2 separate regions of the Homo sapiens genome follow, and region 1 is linked to region 2. A link is an interaction called in ENCODE POLR2A ChIA-PET data of the cell type or tissue named here. Cell type or tissue: Panc1. All regions are shown on one strand. Links, peaks and the distances in the headings refer to the core of each region. The heading gives the core; the rest is flanking DNA.

Region 1 (4,399 bases), core at 138-4,137, 260 kb after region 2:
GGCAAAACCCTGTCTCTACAAAAAAAAAAAAAAAAACAAAAACCAAAAAAAACATTAGCCAGGAGTGGTAACGTGTGCCTGTAATCGCAGCTACTCAGGAAGCTGAGGTGGGAGGATTGCTTGAGCCCAGGCTGTTGAGGCTGCAGTAAGCCAAGATTACCCCACTGTACTCCAGCCTGGGTGACAGAGTAAGACCCTGTCTCAAAAAAAAAATTTTTTTTGAACAATAAAGAAATACATACTAAACATTTACACAGTTATTTTGGGAATTGCAGAGGGGATATTTGTCTTCTTTCCCATCCCCCTTTCTCTCTCTCTCTCTGTGTGTGTGTGTGTGTGTGTGTGTGTGTGTATGTGTGTGTGTGTGTATGTATGTTTAAGATGGTTAGAAATCATGAAACTCCACCGGGCACAGTGGCTCCCTCCTGTAATCCCAGCACTTTGGGAGGCCGAGGCGGGAGGATCACTTGAGGTCATGATTTCAAGACTAGCTTGGCCACCATGGTGAAACCCCGTCTCTACTAAAAATACAAAAAATTAGCTGGGTGTGGTAGCACACACCTATAATCCCAGCTACTCGGGAGGCTGAGGCGGGAGAATTGCTTGGACCCGGGAGGCAGAGGCTGCAGTGAGCCAAGACTGGGCAAAAAAGCGAGACTTTGTTTCAAAAAAAAAAAAAAAAGAAATCATGACATTCCATACTTTTTCCTTTACTTCCCAAATTACTTTCCAATAATAGCATGGTGGAAAGATTAACAAAGGGGGCTTATGATATGGTTGACAGAAGTTGGGAGGCTTTTGGGGTCCTACCTAAGCCATCCTAGAGACCTGGGTATTGCAAGGCACTAAATCTTAGATAAATATCTTAGACCTCATTAAAGTGAATGGGGCTATTATATGTAGGAATGTCCATAGAGAATGTGTGGAGAAAGCAGAAAGGTGTAAGTTTGAGAGATGGCAACTGTGATTAAGGAACAGATGGATCTCATTGATAATGAGGAAGAAAAATGAAGTAGGAATGAGTGGTATGAAAAGCAGATCAATTTACAAGTCCAGATTTGTTGGCAGTAGTGCTTTCTGATGTTTGGGACTACACTCCCCTCTGTAAATTCCAAAAAAGGATATGTCAGGGTCATTAAACTCAGCCGGATTTGCAAGACATACCTTCTAGAGGTGGTTGGGTGTTAGTCCCTGAGATTCTTATCAAGGACCCTGCGGGAGTGTCCTCTAGCCCTCTGAGCTAGGTGGAACCATCCCGCCCACCCAACAGGTGAGGAGCACAAGCTCAGGGCAGTTGTTGACCTGCCCAAGGGCAAACAATTAGGAGTGATGGAAACAGGACTAGGGTCCAGCTGCACTCTACAGTGGTAAAGCTTCATCTTCTACCACTCAGGGAAGTACACAGCCAGCAGTGCTCCGGAGATGATGCACATCTTTTTGCTATGTTTTTATTTTATTTTATTTTATTTTATTTTTTGTTTATTTAAAAAAAAATAGAGACAGGGTCTCACTATGTTGCCCAGGCTGGTCTCGAATGCCTGGGCTCAAGTGATCCTTCCACCTCGACCTCCCAAAGTGCTGGGATTACAGGCATGAGCCACTGAGCCCAGCTGAGATGATGCACCTTGAAATACTTCTTTATCTAAAACCTAACACCTGACTCATAATAAGCGATTCACTTGTTGATTGTTGACAACATGAATATTTAAACATCAATATTAAAAAATAGCCCCATAAGCACCTTTAGTGTTCCAGGGCACTATATCACGCTGTTCTAACTCTTCCTACACTGAATTCTTGTGCATCTGATATTATCACCTCGATTTTATCCTTGAGGAAGCCAAGACTTTGACAGTAAACCAGAGGCCCAGAGTCACCTCCCCAGAAGGTGATAGAGCCAGCATTCCAGCTGTGGGGGATTCTGGTTCCACTGGGCTGCAATTTCCCTCCACTGAAAATTGAGAGCCAAATTGACGTGACAATGCATGAAAATGCCATTTGGGGCAAGATTCAAAGAAATGGTGTGTAGAAGTAAAAGATGAGTAACATCCCTCAGCATATATTCTTTTCAGTGGCATTTCTTTTCTTTTCTTTCTTTCTTTTTTTTTTTTTTTTTTTTTGAGATGGAGTTTCGCTCTTGTTGCCCAGGCTGGAGTGCAATGGCACGATCTCGGCTCACTGCAACCTCCGTCTCCTGGGTTCAAGCGATTCTCCTGCCTCAGCCTCCTGAGTAGCTGGGACTACAGGCGCCTGCCACCACGCCTGGCTAATTTTTTTGTATTTTTAGTAGAGACGAGATTTCACTGTGTTAGCCAGGATGGTCTTGATGTTCTGACCTCAGGTGATCTGCCTGCGTCGGCCTCCCAAAGTGCTGGGATCATAGGTGTGAGCCACTGTGCCTGGCTTCAGTGGCATTTCTATCCCTTTCACTTAGGAGGCATTTTTAGTACCTGACGTAGAATCAGAGCCTTAATAGCTGGTTGATTTACAGTCTCAGAGGTGGTGTTAATTGCTATCTTAATCTTTCTTTGCTTTTCTGCACTGTGCAGCTCTATTGATTCTGTTTTTCCCAATCTCCAAATTCCCTTGTGTTTTTCTTATGATATTTTGAGGTGGTACACTTGGTTCCTTAAATATCATAGGTGAGATGTTAACAGTTCTAGGTGGAGATACACGGGCAATCAATCTATTCACCCAACTTCTCTGTATGTTTGGAAAAGTTCGGAATTAAAAACCCAGGATAAATAAACTAAGGCCTATTTCTTCAGCCACATTCAAAGTCCCTGTAGTCTCACATCTGGAAACCCTGCAGTCTGCCTAGGCCGTGTCCTCCACCTCAGGCCAAGGTTGCAGCAGGTCCTTATTCTCTTGTCCATGATGAAGCTTTTCGTGGGGGGTCCGGGTAGCAAAATACTCTCACCCTGTCCTCACTCTGTGGAATCTTCCATACAACCCGAACTAGGGATTGCTTGTGTGTCCCCCTCCCACCTGTCACTCTTTCCCCACCCCTCCCCACGTGATGCTGTGGGAACCCAAACCCCAGCACCTCCTAGATGAGGGCAGTGGTAGGGCGCTAGGTGGAGATGGGGAGAGGAGGAAAGACAGGGAGGGGACTCCTGGCTCTTGGGGTCCAAGGGGATTCCAGAGAAAGTGAGGGAGGGGAGCCCCAGTCCCAGAGATTGAGGAGGACAGGATCTTGGTGGTCCCAGCTGGGCCAGGGGCCCCAGGACCCTAGCATTAAGGTGTAGCCCCTGTGCCACTTGTGGATGAAGCTGCCCTTGGGGATCCACTCACTGGCAGACGTGGTGGTGTCTGGGTGTTAAATCTATACACCATATGTAATAATGGTGGGCATCTGTTTGGTGCCTTAGTTTGTTGCCTCGCTCATACTCCTGACCAGCCCCACATCCTCGTGCATGTGTGGGTGTAACTTTACATTGGATATACAGATGCGACTGGACTTTAAATGGGCTTACATCTGGATAAACCCATCGTAAAGTCAAAAAAATATTAAGTTGGACCATCATAGGTTAGGGACTGTCTGTAGTTTTTACTTATTAATTATGTTATTGACTTAAACTATGTTCTGGGTGGGATGCATAGAGGAGAGTTACCATGGGAGGGTAAGAGTATAGTAGGAGTATTAGAGTGCATGAGCTGAAAACACTTTGCTTTCTACTTTACAACATAAGCTTTTTTTGTTATAAAATCCTTGTTAGGGAGAGTGAGACGCTGGTGCTGAAGCTTTGGAGTGGAAAATGGGTCATCTTCACAAGGGTGTTCCCAGATGATGCAAAGGAGAGTTAATGCAGGAAGGGGCTGGGATGGGGAGAGTCTGTGGAGTCTGAGACAGCCCTTTAATAAGCAGTTCCTTGGACCTTGCATGGAAAGAGAGGAGAGGAACTTGTGTGGAAAGAAAGAAGCCCAAGGCTTGAGGGATGGAGAATATTCTACTAACAGGCCACCCCTTGTCCCTCCAGGTGGCAGTGTGTCTAGGGGGGTCTGGAACTTGGGTTTTGACCAGGGTTTGCAGAGCACTGAATCCCAGCCGCGTCATGAGTTGGCTGTGTCCCTATGCCCCAGGGCCCCCCTCAGGGAGAATGGGGATAATGATAGTCATAATGATAAATGGGGACAGATAATGCTTTGAGAAGCACTGAAGTAACATTTTGTCTGAATGGACTGTGTTTTAAAATCAGGAGTTGTTCGAGGCTGAAATGAAATATCAGCATCATAGAATCTCCAGGATATAAAAAGAAATTAGAAATGTTACCAAAATAATATACAGTATTATCACAACTTTATTAAGATGTTTAGTAGCCAAATATTTTAACCAGCATCTTAACAAGTGGATCTTTTCTTACAGTATTTAATTTTTTTTTTTTTTTTTTTTGAGACG
Region 2 (4,399 bases), core at 126-4,125:
GTTTCTACAGGAATGTCAACTAAACAGAAACCTCAGATCTGAGTAAGAGTTAACCAGAAAGCAGCATTCCAGTGAGAAAGAACAGCAGAGACAAAGGCCTTGAGGCATGAGAGAGAGTTGGCTGTGTTCATGGAATTCAGTCTTGTTGCACATAGATCAAGGCAGGTAAGGGTAAGCCAGAGAGATAGCAGGAGCTGGAAGTGAAGGGCCCCAGAGCTGAGATGAGGAGTTTGGCCCATATCTTGAAGACGTGGCAGAGCCATCAAAGTGTTTTAAGCAGGGGAATTGTGTAATCATACATACACTTTAGAGAGATCACTCAGACAGCAGCACGGAAGGGAAGCTGGAGAAAGTGAAAGCAGAAGTGGTAAGACAGTGAGGGGACATGAGAGGGACCTGCACCAGGCTCTGGCAGGGGTCAAAGAGAAGTGCTATCATAAAAGTAAAATCCACCGCACTTGGAGGTTAATTGGATGTAGGCAAGAGGGAGAACAAGAAACTTCCCGGAATTAGCACCCAGAAAGGGCCTCTAGACCACACCCTCTGGCCTCAACTCCACAGCCACAGTGCTGGTGGTGATGGAGGGTGAATACTCATAAGACCCCCAGTTTCATCAGCGTTTCAGTGGTCCTTCAGGCAACAAGAGAAGCAGGGGGAAAGGGAGTCTATCTCTCACTTCCTCCAAGATTAGGAACATCAGCTTCTTCTAGATCCCCCAGACTCTTTTACCCCAGCCTCCCCCTGAAGTCTCTTGAACTCCCACTGTCCTCTAGTCTTGCCTGCCTTTAGTAGAGTATCACCATCTCACGCAGTTTCCTTTTGTCCTGAGCACTGTGAAAAGGACTTGGGCCCCGGAAGCAGACAGAACTGGAGTCACATCTTGTCTGTGCCACTTACTAGCTGTGTGATCTTAGGTAAGTCACATAACATCTCTGAACTTTATCTTCTTCATCTGCAAAATGGGAATCAGAATATTTGTCTTGCAGGGATGTTGTAAAGACAATAACTAATGTAATATATAAAGAGCCAAGCAGAATATATGAAAACTGACAAAACATAATACACATAATGTAGAAAGCTCCTAATTTTTAAAAAAGAGAAAGAAAAAGGGTTATCAGGCTATTTGGGAAATCGGCAGAGATCATAAAAAGACAAAAAAAAAAAAGAGAGAGAGGAGTAAGAGGAGAAAGAAAAGGAGGGAAAGAAGAAAATGAGAGAGGGAAAGGAGAAATATAATAGTGCATGAAGAAATGAAAAAATACTCACTAGCTAATGAAATAAAAGCAAATTAATGTGGGAGATGGATAACGATGATAGCCTGACAATGTGAATGTACTTAATAGCACTGAACTGAACACTTAAAAATGATTAAAATGGTAAATTTTATGTTATGTATATTTTACCACAATTTTTTTAAATAAAATAATGTTTAAAAGCAAATTAAAACAGGTACATTTCCACCTCTCAAACTGGCAAAAATAGAAGCATGGCAATATGCAATAGGAAAGTAAAAGCATTTTGTTTTGTTTCAGTTTTATTTTGTTGTTGTTGTTGTTGTTGTTTGAGATCAAGTCTCACTCTGTTGCCCAGACTGGAGTTCAGTGGCGCGATCTCGGCTCACTGCAACCTCCCCCTCCCAGGTTCAAGTGATCTTGTGCCTCAGCCTCCAGGGTAGCTGGGACTACAGGCATGAGCCAATATGCCCGGCTAATTTTTGTATTTTTAGTAGAGATGTGGTTTCACCATGTTGGCCAGGCTTGTCTCAAACTCCTGACCTCAGGTGATCCACCCACCTCGGCCTCCCAAAGTGCTGGGATTACAGGCGTGAGCCACCGCACCCAGCTGTGAAAGCTTTTTGTAAGGCAGTTAGCACCTAGAAATTCCAGGAAAGGAATCTGTTCTTGGGAAATATTGACTCAATACACACGCGCATACAGACCGCAGTTAGGGAATCAGTGAGCTGGTCACTGAAACATTAAAACAATGAAACAATCCTTAGAATTTGAAAGTTACAAATGCGGTAGATCTGCAGACTCTAGAATGAGAAGACAGCAAATTAATGACTTATCTGGGGAGGGAGTGAGATGGGTGTGGGGTGGGGGAGGGAAGGAAAGAGGGTCTTTCTGCTTCTACTCTGTACGCTTCTGTATTTCTGATTTTTTTTTTTTTTTTTTTAAATAACAAGTACAAGCCAGGCACAGTGGCTTACGCCTGTAATCCCAGCTCTTTGGGAGGCCGAGGTGGGCAGATCACCTGAGGTCAGGACTTGGAGACCAGGCTGGCCAATATGGCAAAACCCCGTCTCTACTAAAAATACAAAAATTAGCCAGACATGGTTTCAGGCGCCTGTAATCCCAGCTACTCGGAAGGCTAGTCAGGAGAATCGCTGGAACCCAGGAGGCAGAGGCTGCAGTGAGCCGAGATCTCGCCACTGCACTCCAGCCGGGGCCACAGAGCAAGACTCTGCCATCTCAAAAATACATACATACATATGTACATACATACATACATAAAATAACAAGCACATCTTTGATAATCTCTTAAATTTTAATGATTTTTTTAAAACTGGCTACTTCTTGAGCATGTATTATGTGGCCACTCCAATTGAGAGTGTGCCTTATACTTCAAAACATAACAATCTACTGATTCTTCCTAATGCCTGAAGAACTTCCCACAGCGTGGCTTGTTTGCCATTTTTCATGATCATAAATAATGCTGCAGGGAATAGGGCAGTGAAGAAAATGAATGTTGCAGAAAACCTCAGGATTACCATTCTTGTTAGTCCAACTCGTTCATTAGTAACAGTGGCCTCAAGAGCTGAGCCCCCATGCCTGGCCAGTCTTTCCAAGAGATGCAACATGCTAACAGCAACCCCTGCCCTGATCTGGCTGGCTGACTGCCGTGACCTCCACTTGGCCCCCGAGGCCCCATCAGCTATCGGAATACTGTCCTGGCATCTGGCAACTGGTCATTTTATGACCTGGGTAAAGGAAGTGTGGGGTGTTCTTTCCTTCTTCCTTCTTTCTTGCCAGAGATCTGTTGTTTCCTGGGTAGGAAGTTCCTTTTGCCACATGAATGGCGATCAATACGGGGCCTGGCCTCACAGACTAATCTTAGTGGCCTTAGCTGAGGAAGACTGTCTGCCCAGGTCCCCTCCCCCTGCAGACCATAGGGCGCCGTGGCCATGGGAGCGTCAAAGATCTGCTTTCCTTCTTGTGATGGCCCCTGTAGAACTTCCTCATGGGCCAGAATCCCGGCTTAAAAGGGAGCCTCTCTCCAAAAGTGCATGAACACGCTTATTCCAAGGAAAGGTCTTTCTCTACTAAGAAAAATACGCTTTACAGCCTCCCAGAAATGAGGACAGCAATAATATTATTTTTTCCAGTTGGTGCTTGTATACATATATATACCGTTTTATTAAAATACGTTTTGGGCTTGAGACTTTATAGTTTTCATAAAATAACTGCCATGAACACGCCAGTCACCCAGTATCTCCACATAACAGGAGCCACCCTGTGTGCAGCCCTTGATCAGGGAAGCTTAGCACAGGGAGGTTAAGTTACTTGGCCAAGGTTGTACATCTAGTAGGTGTTGGATTCAAACTCACAAAGTCTACCTTTAGAGTCCAAACTTTCACCCATTTCCCTGTACTGCCACCTCTCACTACCAGCTAGCATTTTCTTTAAGAAGGAGATGTATTACATATATGAGGAAGAAGATATATATATTACTATATCCTCTTTTATATATAATATATATTATATTATATATATAAATATATATATAATTATATATAGATATATATAATTATATATAGATATATATATTCTATATTCTATATATATATAATATATAATATATAAATTATATATAGAATATATATTATATATAATATATTATATATATTATATATAATATATATATTATATATATTATATATAATATATATATTATATATATTATATATAATTTATATATATTATATATAGAATATATATTATATATAGAATATAGAATATATATAATATATATAGAATACAGAATATATATAGAATATAGAATATATATAGAATATATATTCATATATAGAATATATACATATATAGAATATATATTCATATATATGAATATATATTCTATATAGAATTTGAAATATATTCTACATAGAATATATATAATATATTAATATAATATATAGACAGTATATAATATAATATACAGACAGTATATAATATACAGACAGTATATAATATATAATATTATATATAATATTATATATAATATTATATAATATATTATATTATATATATTATATAATATATTATATTATATATAATATATGTAATATTATATATTATATTATACATAATATATTATATATAATATATTATATATAATA

The links. ChIA-PET counts read pairs that join two places held together with the same protein. Peaks named below come from ENCODE experiments on the same cell type or tissue, not always from the same donor. Only the 100,000 strongest peaks of a DNase experiment are listed, where the experiment ranks them.
Region 1: POLR2A ChIA-PET joins it to region 2 with 8 read pairs; 3 of 35 experiments call an interaction of 5 or more read pairs at or near these places.

The regions. Positions count from the first base shown.
Region 1 is chr2:85,144,399-85,148,797 of GRCh38, forward strand. The region is part of intron 3 of TCF7L1 (transcription factor 7 like 1); the gene reads left to right. Among named protein-coding and RNA genes, the nearest start is that of TCF7L1, 13 kb to the left of the region's middle. In Panc1, for the core only: a CTCF peak has its summit at 3,923; no DNase peak of the experiment used is centred there.
Region 2 is chr2:84,888,657-84,893,055 of GRCh38, forward strand. LOC105374837 (a long non-coding RNA gene) reads left to right here and starts at 314. Exons shown (of 3, transcript XR_940309.3): 1 at 314-367; 2 at 830-914. RefSeq lists enhancers at 134-203, 214-313. In Panc1, for the core only: no CTCF peak of the experiment used is centred there; no DNase peak of the experiment used is centred there; H3K4me3 peaks cover 596 bases; H3K27ac peaks cover 812 bases.